Regions from separate parts of the Homo sapiens genome. Here region 2 is linked to region 1. Evidence: chromatin loops called from intact Hi-C (ENCODE). Cell type or tissue: endothelial cell of umbilical vein. All regions are shown on one strand. Each heading gives the region's core, and the rest is flanking DNA. Links, peaks and the distances in the headings are about the cores only. Region 1 has its middle 320 kb from the start of MIR3688-1. Region 2 overlaps RAPGEF2 (Rap guanine nucleotide exchange factor 2).

Region 1 (9,776 bases), core at 1,037-9,036:
CTGGGCAACATAGCAAGACCCCATCTTGAAAAACAAAAGATTTTTTAAACAGTTACCTGTATAGTCAAGTACCATGAATGGCATGTGTAGGACTGAAAGTTTCTCTGGGTGAGTCAGTGAGTTAGTGGTGAGTGAATGTGAATATCTAGGACATGACCGTATATTACTGTAGACTTTATTATAAACACTGTACACTTAGGCTAAATTTATTTTTTAAAAGTAATTGTGTGCTCAATGAAATAAAAGAGGATACAAACAAATGGAAGAACATTCCATGCTCATGGCTAGGAAGAATTAATATCATGAAAATGGCCATACTGCCCAAGGTAATTTATAGATTCAATGCTATCCCCATCAAGCTACCAAGGACTTTCTTCACAGAATTGGAAAAAACTACTTTAAAGTTCAAATGGAACCAAAAAAGAGCCTGCATTGCCAAGTCAATCCTAAGCCAAAAGAACAAAGCTGGAGGCTTCATGCTACCTGACTTCAAACTATACAAGGCTACAGTAACCAAAACAGCATGGTACTGGTACCAAAACAGAGATATAAACCAATGGAACAGAACAGAGGCCTCAGAAATAATACCACACATCTACAACCATCTGATCTTTGACAAACCTGACAAAAACAAGAAATGGGGAAAGGATTCCCTATTTAATAAATGGTGCTGGCAAAACTGGCTAGCCATATGGAGAAAGCTGAAACTGGATCACTTCCTTACACCTTATACAAAAATTAATTCAAGATGGATTAAAGACTTAAATGTTAGACCTAAAACCATAAAAACCCTAGAAGAAAACCTAGGCAATACCATTCAGGACATAGGCATGGGCAAGGACTTCATGTCTAAAACACCAAAAGCAATGGCAACAAAAGCAAAAATTGATAAATGGGATCTAATTAAACTAAAGAGCTCCTGCACAGCAAAAGAAACTACCATCAGAGTGAAGAGGCAACCTACAGAATGGGAGAAAATTTTTGCAATCTACTCATCTGACAAAGGGCTAATATCCAGAATCTACAAAGAACTTAAATTTACAAGAAAAAAACAAACCCATCAACAAGTGGGCAAAGGATATGAACAGACACTTCTCAAAAGAAGACATTTATGCAGCCAACAGACATGTGAAAAAATGCTCATCATCACTGGCCATCAGACAAATGCAAAGCAAAACCACAATGAGATACCATCTCACACCAGTTAGAATGGTGATCATTAAGAAGTCAGGAAACAACAGGTGCTGGAGAGGATGTGGAGAAACAGGAACACTTTTACACTGTTGGTGGGACTGTAAACTAGTTCAACCATTGTGGAAGTCAGTGTGGCGATTCCTCAGGGATCTAGAACTAGAAATACCATTTGACCCAGCCATCCTATTACTGGGTATATACCCAAAGGATTATAAATCATGCTGCTATAAAGACACATGCACACGTATGTTTATTGCGGCACTATTCACAATAGCAAAGACTTGGAACAAACCAAATGTCCAACAACGATAGACTGGATTAAGAAAATGTGGCACATATACACCATGGAATACTATGCAGCCATAAAAAATGATGAGTTCATGTCTTTGTAGGGACACGGATGAAGCTGGAAACCATCATTCTCAGCAAACTATCGCAAGGACAAAAAAAACCAAACACCACATGTTCTCACTCATAGGTGGGTACTGAACAATGAGAACACTTGGACACAGGAAGGGGAACGTCACACACCAGGACCTGTTGTGGGGTGGGGGGAGGGGGGAGGGATAGCATTAGGAGATATACCTAATGTAAATGATCAGTTAATGGGTGCAGCACACCAACATGGCACATGTATACATATGTAACAAACCTGCACGTTGTGCACATGTACCCTAAAACTTAAAGTATAATAAAAAAAATAAAAATAAAGTAATTGTGTTACACTGTTATGACAGCTACAATGTCACTGTGATAGGAATTTTTCAGCTGCCTTGTAATCTTTTTGGACCACCGTCACATTTCTGGTCAGTCATTAACTGAAATGCTGTAATGCAGTGCATAACTATACATTTATTTTATCAATTTATCATTTTATCCATTCATCCATTGTTAGACACCTAAGTTAAGCCCATATCTGGGCTACTGTAAATAATGCTGAATCAACATGGTCTTTTGCCCATTTTGTAGTTGAATTGTTTGTTTTTTGCTGCTGAGTTGCTTGAGTTCCTTATATATTCTGGATATTAACCCCATGTCAGATGCATAGTTTGCAAATATTTTCTCCCATTCTACAGGTTGTCTTTTCACTCTGTTGTTTCCTTCACCAGGCAGAACCTTTGTAATTTGATGTAACCCCATGTCTTTATCTTTGTATTTGTTGTTTATGTTTTAAGGTCCTATTCAAAAGATTCTTGCCTAATCTCATGTCATGAAGTGTTTCTGTTTTGTTTTGTTTTGCTTTTGTTCTTTTGAGACAGGGTCTCCCTTTGTCACCCAGGCTGGAGTGCAATGCCGTGATCTTGGCTCACTGCAACCTCTGCCTTCTGGACTCAAGAGATCTTCCCACCGCAACTCCCTAAGTAGCTAGGATGACAGGCATGCACCACCCCACATGGCTAATTTTTGTATTTTTTGTAGAGATGGGGTTTGCCATATTGCCCAGGCTGATGAAGTGTCTTCCCTGTTTTCTTCTGGTAGCTTTATAGTTTCAGGTCTTATACTGAAGTCTTTAAATCATTTTTAGTTGATTTTTATATATGGTGAAAGATAGGGGTTCAGTTTCATTCTTCTGCATGTGAATATCCAATTTTCCCAGCCTTTTTTTTTTTTTGAGACAGTCTTGCTCTGTCACCCAGGCTGGAGAGCACTGGTGCGCTCTCAGCTCACTTCAGCCTCCACATACTGGGTTCAAGTGATTCTCATGCTTCAGCTTCCTGAGTAGCTGGGATTACAGACACGCACCACCATGCCGGGCTAATTTTTGTATTTTTAGTAGAGATGGGGTTTGGCCATGTTGGCCAGGCTAGTCTCAAACTCCTGACCTCATGTGATCCACCCACCTCAGCCTCCCAAAGTGCTGGGATTACAGGCATGAGCCATCAAGCCTAGCATAGAAATACTACTGATTTTTGTATGTTGATTTTGTATCCTACAACTTCATTGAATTTGTTTATCAGTTCTGAGAGTTTTATTGGTGGAATTTTTAGAGTTTTCTATATATAAAGTCATATCATCTGCAAACAGGGACAATTTAACTTCCTCTTTTCCAATTTGGATACCTTCTGATTCTTTCCCTTGCCTAACTGCTCTGGCCATGATTTCAAGTACTATGTTGAGAAGAAGTTATGAGAATGGACATTTTTGTCCTGTTTCTCCTCATTTCTTAATTAAATTGGTTCTTTGTTGCTGAGTTATAAAAGTTCTTTATATAATCTGTATATCAACTCCTGATCAAATGTAGATTTGTAAATATTTCCCCCAGTTCCACGTGTTGTCTTTTTATTCTATTGAGTGTCCATTGATTCCTAAAAGTTTTTAATTTTGATCAAGTCTAATTTATCTATTTCTTCTGATATCTGTGTTTTTAGTATCATATTCACAAAGTCATTGCCAAATCCAATATCATGAAACTTTTTCCCTGTGTTTTCTTCTGAGAGTTTTATAATTTTAAGTATTATGTTTAGGTCTTTGATTCATTTTGAGTTAATTTTGTGCATGGTATAAAGCAAGGCTCCAACTTTATTTTTTTGTACGTGGGTATTTTTCCAACATCATTTACTGAAACGATTGTCCTTTTTGTTGAATGGTCTTGGCAGCCTTGCCAAAATTTCACATACTTTAAGTCATCAGCATTTTCCTTCCAGTTATCTTACGTCAAATTGGCAGCCAGTGCCCTGCTTCTGGTTTTCATGTTGTCTTTTATAAAATGGTGGTTTGGACCATGGAATGCCCTGTAATGATTAAGAGCAGTGTTTTTATTTTAGATGATTTGGATTCAAAATCGGGTTTTATTACCTCTCAACTGTGTGTCCTTGGACAAATTATTTAGTTTTGCTAGACCTCAATTTTCTCATCTTTGAAATGGACATATTAATAGTATTCACTTTGTGTAGTTGTTTACAGAATCAAATAACATAATACTTAAAGGATTTAGTCCAGTGCCTGGCACAGAGTAAACATTCCATAGGCAGCACCTATGTACTTCAGATGCTGTCCGCCCCAACATTCTCTATACAGAGCCATATAGGAATATAGCGTATTCTGGGATCAGCTTCTCGAGTGCGGATCCTCAGATGTACAGAACAGAGGTAAGTTTCCTTGCCACTGCAATCTGATTATATACCAACCACCTTCCCACTGACTCGCCAAATGAAAATGAAGCATAATAAACTCTTATCCCTATGCCCTACTTGCTCCCTGGTGATCCTGTCCCCACAGGCAGCAGATGCTGCTTTTCACCTCACATCATCAAGCACCTTCCTGTGAGTCACATTCTGTACAGAGTTCTCTGTCACAGGGGCACCCCACTCCAGACCATCCACCTCTGCCTCTTAAGGACAGTCCCAGAAAGCCAGCCATGGGCATGTGCGGACCATTGCTTTATGGAAGGCAATTTAGGCCCTGCTCTCTGTTGTGGGCAAGGCACTGTCTCCTGTTGAACACTAGAGGGTGCTCTGTACATTTCTATAGGAGGTTCTGAGCCTGTACACTAGAGTGTTACTGAAATCACACAAATAGAGAAGCATAGGCAAAAACTTACCCATGTACATACATGTTTTCAGTTACATGGAGAGACATCCGTCCAACATCACGTACATAACACACCTTCACAAAATAGATATGTATATATAAACTAGCACATGTGCACACACACACACACACCCATGCACACAGTAACATGCCCGTAAAAACTCAAAGACATACAAACTAGAAACATGAAACATACATTCAGATAAAGGCACAAAGACCTACACAGATGCATTTACACACACACATGCACTCACACAGATGTACAGACATACACACCGGCAAAGACAGAGGTAGACACCCTCTACAGTCACTTTCACACCCGTGACCCTCACACCAGGTTGGGCTCATCATTTACATATTATAGATGGGGAACTGAACCCTCAGAGAGTCTGAGTGTTTTATCTATCATCACATGGTAAGAGCAGGTAAAGATTAAACTCCAAGTAAGTCCTCCAGTCAGGAGAAACACTATTTCAAAAGAGGTAAGTTGCCGCTCATATCTACTTTTTCAATTACTCCAGTCTTCAGGCCAATTCTGCTGTTATTCCTTGAAAGCTATTATTCTGAAAGTCCCACTTTCAGATTCACTAATTATTTAACTCATGGTCTGTTGCCAATTGAGTGTATTTTCTTGTTCATTTTATTCTGGCCAAGGATCAGGAGAGGAAACATTTAGATCATTCTATCATTGTAACTGTCTGTCAACACCCAGGATAATGGAGGGTGACTCTGTGGGAATTGTTCGCAGCCTTGCTCGCCAGTAAGAGAAGCCAAGAAGAAAGAGGAGAATGGTCTCTGATTCAGTTCTGCCTTTCAAATATCACACAAGTACATGAACTCACATCCAGAATGCTAGCTGCATTAGAGTGTGGAGAATATAGATTTTAACCTTTCAATATCCATCTAGAAGGAGAGTGAAATGAGGTTTGAGTAAGTTGTTCCATAATATTTACCACAGCAAAGTTGCACTTTTTTTTTTTGAGACAAAGTCTTGCTGTCTCCCAGGCTAGAGTGCAATGGCATGATCTCAGCTCACAGCAACCTCCGCCTCCCGGGTTCAAGTGATTCTCCTGCCTCAGCCTCCTGAGTAGCTGGGATTACAGGTGCCCGCCACCATGCCCAGCTAATTTTTGTATTTTTAGTAGACAGGGTTTCACCATGTTGGCCATAATGGTCTCGATCTCTTGACCTCGTGATCTGCCAGCCTCAGCCTCCCAAAGTGCCGGGATTATAGGTGTGAGCCACCACATACAGCCCAGTTGCAGTCTTTAAGTGGTGAAGCCAGGATTCAAAACCACACAATGTGGAGTCTGAGCCCTTCTCTTATTCAATAATCTTACATGCTCTTAAACAAATAATATTATGATTAATGATAATATTTTTGACAAGTGAGAACAAGGATCTCAAAAACTATGTTCTTAACTGTTTTTACTGGCTTCTCCAAAATGCAAAACCTGAGGCAGAAGAGACCTTGCACATAATTTATTACTTTATTAGGGAGCAGAAGTGAGTGACAAGAGAAGGGAAGCAAGGAGGGAGGGAGAACCAGTACAAGAATGCATTTTTGATCTGGCCACAGCTAAATGCAACTCATTGCTGGATCTGTAGAACTGCACCCCTGAGACGTTACATAAAATGCATCTTGGTAGGATTGGAAAGGGTGTCTGGTTTCCCATTAGTCAGAGGTTCACCACCAGGATGTTAATTTCACCATCACTTCCCACTTGCACATGCACCTCTAGGAGGCAGAAGTGACTGGACAAGGATGGTTAGTTAGTGTGGTTTTAATGGGCCTTGAATGATGGCTGGTGGATTTGGGGATTGATTCTGCAAGCACTGAAGAATTACAGAGATTTTTGAAAAGGAAAGTGACATGATCAAAAGGGAAGATTTCCCTAGTTGTATGATCTCTTTATAGAATCTTCATCATCTACTGAAGTGAAATATTTGTGGAAGTTTCCTTTTTATCCCTTGAGAAATTGGCATGGTAGGGATGAATGCCCATTCTCACTTCCAGAAGAGGCAGCATCAAGCAGGACCCATGGAAGATAGTAAGATTGGGTTGGCCAAAAACTAACTTGGCCAATGGATGGGACTTAACTGGAAAGTTTAATTCAAATTGAGAGAACTCCAGAAAGCAACAGAATAATATTTTGGTCTCCCTTGAGGATTTGGGAGTTATGGATTCGGAGGTTCTGCCTTCCCTCCCACCATCTTATCCACACAGGCACCTGGGCAAGGTAAGAGCCTGGCACTGCCAAGCCAGATGGTGGAAGCTTTTGCTGCCAGCATCCTCCAGTGGGATGGGGCAGACTGTGTTCCCTGCCGGCTGGTTTCTGAGTGCTTTCAGTATACAGCAAAATCAGGGTGGATAGTATAAGCAATCTTTCATTCGTATAGCTGTTTATAATATAAACCACTTGTCTAAATATTTACACATTTAATCTCCACAACTTTCAAAACCATTCTGATTCTCCCTCCTTACAGTTCTCTTCTACCCTCAACCAGAGCCATTCGTGAACTATTTATCCTCTCTGTGGCTTAAATGAAAAAAAAACTGGAAAATGCAACAATTCTACCAAATGATAGTCCTCACCTCAGGCTTTGGGGAAGTTATAAATGAGATAGTGTATAAAAGGTGCTTAGCACAATGCCTGGCACAATGAAGGCCCTTAACAAATATTAGCTGCTATTTTCATTATCATTGTTTTTGCTATAGAGTATCACAATATTTTTATTAGTACTATTATCATCATCATCTGGCATTTGGTTCCATTATGAACCTTCTAGAACTAACCCTAAATTATTAGGAGATAGTATAAAATGCCTAGCTTAACACCGAGCATAGAGTGTCACTCAATAAACACTAAAGATGTTACCTGCAGTTTCCCAAGGGAGGAGGGGTACAAAGTCACCGCCTCTAGCACTCAGGGATAAGTAATTCCAGATGCCAGCTCTGAGATCTTTTCCTAGTCACTGGAATTCTTACATGATCCTATGATGATGGTTGTTTAATGGTCAAAAGCACAGACTGTAGAACCAGACATCCTGAGTTCAAATCCTACTCTACCTTGGGTAGTTTACTTAACCTCTAAGTGTCTCAATTTTATATTTAAAATAAAGAAGTCAATTGTACTTACCCCATGGAGTTTTATAAAAATTAAGTGAGTTAATAAACATAAAAGAGCTTGGGAAAATACCTGGCACATAGTAAATAGCATATAAAAATTAGCTAGTAGTGCCTTTCTTTATTCCCTTCTGCCTGTGGGCTCACCTCATATTCTCATCCAAATTCTCCTCTCCTGCATCCTAAACACACACACACACACACACACACACACACACACACACACGGTCCCAGTGTCTGAGCCCCTGATCTGCTGATGGTTCCCAGTTGTAATAGTCTATACTAACACTAAGATACCCCATTATTATTGCAGAAATTCAACCACAAATGGTATGATGAGGTTGGAGTAATGCCAAAACTATCCTCAGGCTTCTGACACAAAGCCACAAAGAGCGACAGTACCTTAGTACATTAACAAAAATACAGAGTTCACTCTTACAAAGACCTACAAGTTTGACTTTCCCAAGTCTCATGATTGGCCAAGTTCAAAGATACCAACTGATAGTAACAAAGCTTTCAAAATCCTCATGTGTAAGCCAGCGTGTCAATTTATAAACTTTCAGCAAGAAATATATTTAGTTAGGGGTTTAGCACTTCATATTATCTAGCCAGCATATTTTGTTCCTATAGCCAAACTTCTCAGGTTACCAGGTCTCACTGGTTTACATGTGAGTTAGTTAACAGATCTAAATGTTAAACTATCAGGCTCTCAAAACATGATGCAATCCTCTCAAGAAAAGGTATATTATCTGCTCAAAGAACTGACAAGTCATTGGGTCAAGATGTTCTCTACCCAGAGTGCACCTATGTGGTCGTTGCCAACATTTGCCCCTAAAACAGGCTGATCTGTTTTTGTTTTTGATGTTTCTATGGATGACCAATTTCTCCCACTTCATTAATTAACATAGTATTTTGTAGGGGAAAGAAAAGAAATATGCCAATAATTTTAGTCAAGACTTGATCTGGACTATAAGATTATATTATGTATATTTATGCTGATGATTCTTGAATAGTTATGTATTTAATTCTTTCAGAGTAGTCTTATTGTCCTTAGTTCTATATTCTTGAAGGACATTATGTTATACCCCTAGGAAGTACCTACATTCTCTTTTGGACTTAATGATGATAGCTGGGCCCCTGGACTAAATATTTATTATAGATTCTATATGATACCGTGCTTGACCAATCAAGCTGTACATGTGCCTATCTGTCTAGTTCCATTCCTGTGCCTTCCCAGTACAATCTACATCCTAAACTCTGTTTCTACTTTCAGATCTTACACACCTTTATTAACGAATATGGCACTTCTGGCCAGGCGTGGTGGCTCATGCCTGTAATCCCAGCACTTTGGGAGGCTGAGGCGGGCAGATCACTTGAGGTCAGGAGTTTGAGACCAGTCTGGCCAACATGGTGAAACCCAGTCTCCACTAAAAGTACAAAAATTGGCAGAGCATGGTGGCAAGTGCCTGTAATCCCAGCTACTCGTGAGGCTGAGGCAGGAGAATTGCTTGAACCTGGGAGGCAGAGGTTGCAGTGAACCAAGATCATGCCCTCACACTCCAGCCTGGACAAAGTAAGACTCCATCTCAAAAAAAAAAAAAAAGGCACTTCCGCTGTGTTATGGGATGAATTGCATCTCCTCACTCCTTCACCATTCATATAGCAAAGTCCTAAGTCCCAGTACCTCAGAATGTGACTATATGTGAGGATGGGGTGTTTACGGAAGTAATTAATGAGTTCACATGGGTAGGCCCTAGTCCAACATGACTGGTGCCCTTATAAGAAGAGACAATTAGAATACAAGCACACACAGAGGGAAGACGATGTGAAGGCAAAGGGAGAAGATGGCCATCTACAAGCCAAGAAGAGAGGCCTCAGAATAAACTAACTCTACCAACATCTTGATCTTGGAATTCTAGCCTCC
Region 2 (9,776 bases), core at 1,108-9,107, 140 kb after region 1:
TTGGTCAGGAATAACGACTTTATCTCAGTAATTTTGATTTCTTATCCTAGCTGTCATATGGCATTTGAAACATAGTAGAATAAAGAAGAAAAAGTATTTGTTTTCACTCCATTCTTCAAAGAGAATGGCTTAGGCTAACAGCTTAAGGGTGACAATTCTGAGCAATTCCTTTTGCAGAATAGGTGTGAATTTATTAATGCCAAGAAGCCTGGACCATTTTACCCCAATTAGACAGTCCTTATGGAAAAATGAGCCACAAATCAAAGGTAACTTGATAAATATGCAAACGAAACATTAACAATTAGTTGGATTATCCCAATGACCACTGTTAAACTATAAATCGAGAAACACTATAGGAGACCATACGCGTAAAGGCAACATACTCTTTCTTCCCATTCATCAACACAGGTAATCACATCACTAAACTTCAAGTTATCAAGATACCTGCAAATTTTCTAAGTCACTGGAGTCACACATTTCAAGATGGCCTCTTTTGTTGAACTAGCTCAATCCTAGAACAGTTATCCTTTCTAGGTCACCATGTAGCCTTTTGTGACTATCATCTCAGCAATATGTATGTATATATCATACAGATCTTATTTGACATTATATACCTAGACTTCAATTATCACTTAAGCATAGTAAAAATGAATTCAATTAAATATTAACTACATCAATCTTGAACAGAAGTGTTTTTCCAAATGAAATATTAAAATCTTGAAAACATCTTATACAATTATTAATTTTGTAGAAAACGTATATTACAAAGTTCAACTTCAAATCATAGCCCATACGATTCTCAAAGATAATAAATACCTTTTTTAAGAAAAAAATATTTTTTAAAAGAAAGATAAAAATATAAAATACTGACTTTGATAATAATAATAAGGTAACACTAAATACTTACAATGTGTCAGGTACTGCTCTAATTGCTATGTATTTATTAACTCATCTAATCCTTAAAACAACCCTATAAAGTAAAAGCCATTATTAACTTTTATTATTCTCTTAACACTTAGGTGAAGAGAAATAATTTTTCCAAGGTCATGCTGCTGATAAACTGTGGAATCAAGACTACAACCCAGGAATTCTGGCTTCAGAGTCTTAATCGCAATCTAATCTGTCTCTTTTTAAACATTCACTGAATATGAATGTGGCTTATATAAGGATCTATCCTTTTCCTATAATTTAATATTTACAGAATAAATTGTGCTATTTTCTTTTTCTTTCTTTCTTTTTGTTTTTTTTGAGACAGAGTCTTGCTCTGTTGCCCAGGCTGGAGTGCAATGGCACGATCTCGGCTCACTGCAACCTCTGCCTCCCAGGTTCATGCGATTCTCATGCCTCAGCCTCCCGAGTAGCTGGGACTACAGGTGTGCACCACCACACCCAGCTAATTTTTGTACTCTTAGTAGAGACGGGATTTCATCATGTTGGCTTGGCCAGTCTTGAACTCCTGGCCTCAAGTGATCTGCCCACCTCAGCCTACCAAAGTGCTGTGATTACAGGCATGAGCCACCACGCCCAGCCTGTGCTATTTTCTTATAAACAAAGTTTCAGCTTTGTAAAGTCCCGGTTCATATCACAGAACATAAGATTTAATCCTACATTTTGAAATAATACAAGCATGTGTTAACAATGAGTTTTATCACATTTTCTGCTCTTTAGGTACAATTTCCTGAACTAAAATGCATATATTATTTAAAAAAGAAACTTAAGGGGAAAATAATTGAAGACAGAAAACCTAATGTTTATGAAAGTTCAATGGCCTGGTCATTATAAGCAGAGATACTGCAGGCAGGAGAGTAATAAGCCACTGCAGCCCATACAGACAGAACTGTGACACACTCAGAAACACATCTCATAATTTAAACTCAAAATTAACTGAATCATTGCTAGATTTAAGAAGGAAACTGAAGTAGAACTTGATGTGATATAGTATGCCAAGGTTGTGGTTAGAGAAAATAGGTCAACATTGTTATCAGCACCTGACCCTGAAGTCTAGAAATACAATTTGCTAATGCTTGCTATGATCACATTTTTACCTCAGTTTCATCTTCACATTGAAGACTATTTATTACTCATCACCTTATATTTTCAAAAATATTATCAGTTCTCTATATAAACATTCTTTAATATTAGCATAGAGTGAAGAAAGGACACTACCAAAGACAGAAATTTTAAAAATATTTTCAATAATTTATATAGCTAATGGTTTTTCTTTAATTTTAAAACATCTAATGTATGCAAAAAGATGGAATATATTTTATACCATCCCAAAGAAATAATTATCGTTTAAATTATTTATATTTAAGGCTTAAGCAGAACATAAAGACTTTCAACTGTCAACTGGATTTATCTCTCCCAAACTGAACCTTCCACTTTATTTAAAAGATCACAGTTGCTTGCTATCTCTATGTGCATTCCATGCTTTAAGAAACAAACTATTCATAAAATAACATTTACTAAACCAAAAATTTAGAGATTATTATTTAGAATAAATAACCATTTTACCTTAAAATACTACAGATTCTCTAAATCATACTCTTTAAAAGAACGTGATAAACAACTTTTCAGGGACCTACTAATTTCATAATACCACTGCCTTGTGGACAAGATGTTTAGAGATTAAGTGGAGTTAAAAGTTTAAGGAACACAAACTGGTCTCCAGGAGGAGTACTAAACTTAAGAAGAGTACCTAGAATGTAGTATTTACTGTGTGAACAAACTCAGTTTTGTGGCTCCAAATCTCACCTCTACTATTCATGATGTGATTTTAGCAAAGTCACTTAACCTCCACAAGCCCATCTTATCATCGATGTAAACTGTAGATACAACTTCTTACTATTCATAGGACTGCTTTTGGATCAAATAAGGGAGAAAGCAAGCCAGTCTCAAGCTAGATCAAAAGTCCCTTCCTCAAGGGGATACTTTCTTCATCTTAGAACTTGTACACCTTCTACCTCTCCCCATAGCAGCAATGAACGCTGCACGCAATTTATATTTGTGGAATTTGACCAAAAAACCCCACAAAATTCTGTTAAACACCACACTCTCCTTATATATTTGTAAAATAGTATCTTAGACTAACTGCACAAATACATTCTGGTCAACTGGTTCATACACCAATTATAAAAATAGTGATCCTATATTGAATGACTATCATATGTGTCTAGCACTAAAGTTGATGTTTTAAAACATAATAATCTTCATATCAATTCAGCAAGTTAGTATTACTAACCCTAGTTTACAGAGGAGAAAATGTCAAGGACATTAAATAAGTTGTTCAATGTAAGCAAAACAAAACACAGTAACTGTGCTAGGACTCAAAATCAGGTGTGACCAACCAAGAAATACTAAGTACTCTGCACTTTGCTCGACATTCTCAATAGTCTTATAAAAAAAAATTGAAATATAATACAGTAATAAAATGTTTTCCACTTTGCTAAGTCATAAAAGATAAAAAGTTTAAATACATATTTGCCTATGAACATAACACTTATTGTTTTCTAGCTTCCTCCAAATAACAACACTACTAAGACTCACGCATGTCTTTAAACCCTTTTTTTCTAAATAAAGACACTAAAACAGACGCTTTATATTTAAAAGCTTATCTGGATATATTTGTTTCAGGAACAAGGAGAAAGGTTTACATAGTTATGTTAGCCAAATAACTCCTGTCTTAAATTAATTTATCTTATACAGGTACTGACTAACATAGATTTTGTTGTCCATTAATATTTAAATAGTGATATTCTTTTAAAAACAATATTCTCAGATCAATGCTGAAAGCTCCACTATTTAAATCAAAAGGGACTAAATACATTCTGCTATTGTGAACACAGTTCTTAAAACCAATTTATTTTACATTTTTTAAAAAAAATCAAGAAAATTCACAAACAAAAAAATTTTTATGCCATAAAGCTCTACTGAAGTATTAATTTAACTAAAATAAAAATCAAATACTGCATGTTTTATCAGTAAGCACTTTAAAATCACTTGCCAAAAAAGTTTTGCTTATTAAAAGCATATATATGCCTAAAAGAGAAGAACAATTTTTTAAAGCTCTTAATGTAAATCGTTAGGTTGCTTCCCCAAAATTACAATCCTACGAGGAGTATATAAAAATGTCTATAAATGCTTATTTTAAGTAAGAAAATCTGTGCTAATTTGATAGGCAGAATAATTTCATATTTAAGTCCTTATATGCTCAATTACTATTATGTTTCAAATACTTAAGGTGTAGACATTTGCATTTTCGTTTCTGTAAGTTACCAACTACTGTCCTTTGAACATTTTAACATTGTGAGCTGAGTATTTTTCTTATTTGTGTAAATCAGTTATATTCTGACTTTAAATCTTCTTATCAATTGATGTTCTAATTACAAAATGTTTTGATCCTTTATTAAAACATTGTTTGCTAACTCTTTAGTTTATCAGGAATTTATTTTAATTATGATACAAAATAAGAATACAAAATGATTCCCCAACCCCAAAGACCATTTATTGAATGATCCATCACTTTCTTTATTGATTTGTGAAGTTTCCTCTATTACATATTACATCCTTACACATGAGTTCAATTTTGCTTGAACTCTCTGTTCTATTGATCTATCTATTTTGTACAACTATTTCCGGTTTGCCTAAGCCACTCGCTCTGATCCTGATGGCCATACCATTTAACCAGGACCTTATCATGGCTGGAAATGGCATTGTCTCGTATTACTAACTTAGGCATTAAAGCTTTCAATCACCAACAACCTTCTATTCTTTCAACCTGCCCCCATCTGCTTCTAAGGTAACCCTTTTTCAACTTAAGAAGGATCTTCACTCAAGACTCTACTACCTTCTGTGTCTAGTGTTCACACCTGTCTTCCTTTCATATCCAGCTTATATTCCCTAGTCTATTATTTCAATTACATTCATTCAACACATCTTTACTGAATGCCTAAAATTTCCTGGCACTGTGCTAGGCTCTAGGGGAAAAAATAGAGACAAGAGAGACAAGTTCCCTGCCTTCTTGAAGGTGTCATTCTTCTAGGCAGAGAGATAACATAAAAATTAATAATTGGTTCAATTGGCGTCTAGGAAGGAAATAAAAAGATTAGGCAGGAAAGGAATCAAAATGGAGGACTTCCTTTACAGAGGATTATAAAGGAACAACTCTGAGGAGATGACACTTGAAAACAAAGGCTGAAAAGGATCAAGCTAGGAGAAAACATTCCAGGCAGAAGGCATACAAAAGCTATGATCTGCAGTTAGAAAACGCTTGCCTTGTTGCTCGACCTGTCTTTGTATTACACTCACTTAACAAACTTCAGTCCTGGGTGAAGTCAAATCCTTGCTTTCTTTGTGCTTACTGTGGAGAAAGCTACTTAACAGAGCAGAGGGAAATCACTTTATATTTGAGGGCACTAACTCAATTGAATCTCCATTTCTCTGGTCAATTTGTTCTCCTACTCTCTGCAACTATTATTTCAAAACTTCTCTCTCCTTAAAACTCTCTACCTGCCAACCCTCTCACTCTCAACAAATGAACTCAACTCTTCCGAGAGAAAACAGAAGTCTAAGACAGGAACTCCCACAACTCCCAAACTCCCCAGGATGTGTTCCTGTTAAAACAGAAGAATGTTTCTTCTCTTAAGGTTAGTAATTAAGAATGACTAAGAATTCACTCATGAATTCCTCTCTTCCCACCATCTCAGCAACATTATTCTATCCATATCTCCCTGGTGTACAGCATCTAAATTCAATCTCTCTGTGTCCATCTTGTGAGCATTTATTCTCACTTCAATGTGACAGGAGACCTCTGAAATCAGAACTGTATGAAGATCAAATAGGCTTCTAGGGGAGAAAGTTGCTCACCCTTGGAATTGTTCAAGAATAAACTGGATGCTTGATTCACAGGAGAGAAGCAGAGGATTCAAATGCAAATTTGGAAGTTGAACCAGATGCATGTCAGACTTCTCATTTTAAGTTCAGATTCAAAGACAACAGAAGTGGTCTACTGAAAATCTCTACTAAATGTTAAGTTTTGCACAGCCAATAACTAGATCCTTAGATACATCTATGGATTTTTCCTTATGATGGATATATACTTACAGGCTATCTGCCTGTCATCAAATTTGAAACAAATAGCTTTGACACTTAAGCAACTGAAATGATGCACAGGGATCCTCTTCTTCATCTACACCCAAAGATAAAGCCAGATAGCAGGCTGTAAGCTCCAACTATGTTAGAGCAATTAGGAACTCTCATCCACACTCTGGTTTCACAGACAATCAGATGATAACCAGGGGCAGAAGTACCATCTGCATTTCCTCATGTACTTATCTAGCCTATTCAAGGTAAAAGCACATATGACTAGAATTCCCCTCAGAATATGCCTCAATCGATTATACAAACAAGTTACTTTTTTGTTTTTTGAGACGGAGTCTTGCTCTGCCCCATAGGCTGGAGTGCAGTGGGGAGATCTTGGATCACTGCTCTGACAACTTCTGGGGCTCAAGAGATTCTCGTGCCTCAGCCTCCCGAGTAGCTGGGACTATAGGCATGCACCACTACACCTGGCTAATTTTTGTATTTTAGTAGAGATGGGGTTTCACCATGTTGGCCAGGCTGGTCTTAGATTCCTGGCCTCAAGTGATCTGCCTGCCTTGGCCCCCCAAAATGCTGGGATTACAGGCATGAGCCACTGCACCTGGTCAAACAAGTTACTTCATTATCTTAATAGATTTACCTTTTAGGAGTTTCATCCAAGTTTGTATTTATTTGATGAGAACAGTGATAATTGTAACCTCAAGCTGTATTCTCACTATAGATTTTCAAGATGTATAATAATAATCTCAAAGTTTAGAGGATGAAGGCTCTGCCATAATATTTCAATTAATATAAACTAAAATACAACTTTTATGTATACTGTTCATTGTTTTACACAAGGGAACTCTTCGATAAATGTTTAGAAAAATCAACTTTCAGAATAAATGGTGTGTTTGTGTGTATGTGATGAGGAGGTAAACTGAGAAAAGTATATAACTAGTATACTATCTCTTTAAAAGAAAATTATTTTTCAAGATCTACTAAATTTAGGACCTAAATGAATATGTCTTGTATTGATGGTATTCTTAATTGTTCACTAACTTTCAATAATTAAAAAAATAAAAACAGCACTGACTAAATACAACAATGATCCTTCATAACTATATTGTCTCTAAAGAAAGTTATTTTTACGGTTATTTCATGCCACAGTTCCTAATAAGCCAAGAGTTATTCTTTGTAAAGTAAGAATAATGTTATTTTGCTTGAAACCATATACAATCCAATAGTAACATAATGTATTTGAAGGCCAAATAAGGATATTTGTGTATATTTCAGTCTCTTTTCCTAAATTTGCACATTCAAAGCTAATAAAATGTTTCTTAACAATTAGAATTATTTTATTTTAAAAACAGTTTTGAATCCCATAGCTCTGGCTTATTTTCTATCCTTCAGTATCATAAAAATTTATTTTAAGCAGATACTAAATCTAATAATTTTTTAAAAACACAAGGAAGCTAATTCAATGATCCAGTCTTATTAGGCCCTTCCTTTTGTCACACTCAGTATGGACTTTAATAAGAAAAACTTGTAATATAAGACAAACCTACAGCTTACTGAACAGGGAAAAGTTGAAAGCATTCCCCATAAGAACTGTAACAAGGATGCCCACTTTCCCACTCCTATTCAAAATAGTATTCTAAGTCCTAGCCAGAGCAATTAGGCAAGAGAATGAAATAAAAGGCACCCAAACTGGAAAAGTGGAAGTGAAATTATCCCTGTTCACTGATGGAATGATCTCATTATATATAGAAACCCCTAAAGACTCCATCAAAAAATTGTTAGATTTGATAAAAGAATTCAGGGAAGTTTCAGAATGCAAAATCAATATGCACAAATCAGTAGCATTTCTATACAACAATAACAATCTAGCTGAGAACAAAATCAAGAAAGCAATCTCATTTGCAATAGCTACAGAAAAAACAAAATACCTAGAATATATTCGACCAAGGAGGTGAAAGAGCTTTACAAGGAAAACTATAATAAACACTGATGAAAGAAATTGTAGATGACACAAACAATGAGAAAACATCCCATGCTCATGGATTGAAAGAATTAATATCATTAAAATGACCATACTGCCTAAAGCAATATACAGATTGAATGTAATTCCTATCAAAATCCCAGCATCATTTTTCACAGAATTAGAAAAAAAAAATCCTAAAGTTCATACGTAATCACAAAAGAGCCTGAATAGTGAAAGCAATCTTGAGCAGAAAGAACAAATTATACTACAAGGTTATAATAACTAAAACAGCATGATACTGGTATTAAAATAGGTACATAGATCAATGGAACAAAATAAAGAACCCAGAAATAAAGTCACGTATTTACAGCCAACCGATCTTTGACAAAGCCAAGAAGAACATATACTGGGGAAAAGCCACCCTTTTCGATAAATGGTGCTGGGAAAATTGGATTACCATATAATGAAACTGGACCCCTATCTTTCAGCATAAATAAAAATCGACTCAAAACAGATTGAAGACTTAAGACCCAAAGCTATAAAAATATTAGAAGACAATCTAGGGAAAATTCTTTTGGACACTGGTCTACGCAAATAATTCAGGAGTAAGACCTCAAAAGCACAGGCAACAAAAACAGACAAATGGGACTTAATAAAACTAAAAACCTTCTGCACAGTAGAAGAAATAATCAACAGAGTGAACACATAATCGGTATAATGGGAGAAATATTTGCTAACTATGCATCCTACTGGGGACTCATATCCAGAAGCTCAAACAACTGAATAACAACAACAGCAAAAAATTTAATCCCATTAAAAAGTGGGGAAAGGACATGAATAGACATTTTCAAAAGAAAACATACAAATAGCCAACAGACATATGAAAAAATGCTTAATATCACTGATCATCAGAGAAACGCCAATTAAAACCACAATGAGATACTATCTTTCACCAGTCAGAATGGCTGTCATGAAAAAGACAAAAATAGTAACAGATGGTGAGGATGTGGAGATAAGAGAACACTTATATGCAGCTGGTGGGAATGTAAACTAGTACAATCTCTTGATGAAAAACAGTATGGAGATTTCTCCAAGAACTAAAAATAGAACTACGATTCAATCTACCAATCTCATGACTGAGTATCTACCCAAAGGAAAATAAATCATTGTATCAAAAAGATACCTGCACCTGTATGTTTATTGCAGCACTATTCACAATAGCAAAGATATAGAATCAACCAAAGTGTTCATCAATGGATGACAGAATAAAGTACAGTACATATATGCAATGAAATACTATTCAGCCATAAAAAATGAAATCATGTCTTTTGCAGCAATATGGATGGAAGTGGAGGCCACTATCTTGATTGAAATAATTCAGACACAGACAGACAAATACCACGTTTTCAGTCACAAGTGGGAGCTAAATAATGTTTACACATGGATGCAGAGTGTGGAATGATAAGCAGTGGAGACTCAGCACATGCGGGAGTAGGGGGTGCATAATGAGAAATTACTTAACGGGCACCATGTAGGTTATTGGGGTGATGTATAACCTGAAAGCCCTGACTTCACCACTATGCAATCTATCCATGCAACAAAATTACACTTTTACCCCACAAATTTATACAAATAAAAAAAGGAACACTTTGATAACTCGTCATAGCAGAGGCAGTATAATCAGACAGCAGTTCTACACCCTAAAAATAACATA

Evidence for each region. Hi-C counts contacts between places; a loop is a spot of excess contacts. Peaks named below come from ENCODE experiments on the same cell type or tissue, not always from the same donor. Only the 100,000 strongest peaks of a DNase experiment are listed, where the experiment ranks them.
Region 2: it touches region 1 in a loop (4-fold over the local background); 10 of 110 quality-filtered maps call a loop at or near these places.

The regions. Positions count from the first base shown.
Region 1 is chr4:159,441,541-159,451,316 of GRCh38, reverse strand. No RefSeq gene overlaps it. Among named protein-coding and RNA genes, the nearest start is that of MIR3688-1, 320 kb to the right of the region's middle. RefSeq lists an enhancer at 4,371-4,420. In endothelial cell of umbilical vein, for the core only: CTCF peaks have their summits at 4,612 (motif pointing right) and 6,388; a DNase peak (open chromatin) is centred at 4,656.
Region 2 is chr4:159,304,620-159,314,395 of GRCh38, reverse strand. The region is part of intron 8 of RAPGEF2 (Rap guanine nucleotide exchange factor 2); the gene reads right to left. Among named protein-coding and RNA genes, the nearest start is that of MIR3688-1, 180 kb to the right of the region's middle. In endothelial cell of umbilical vein, for the core only: no CTCF peak of the experiment used is centred there; DNase peaks (open chromatin) are centred at 5,295 and 5,465; H3K27ac peaks cover 954 bases.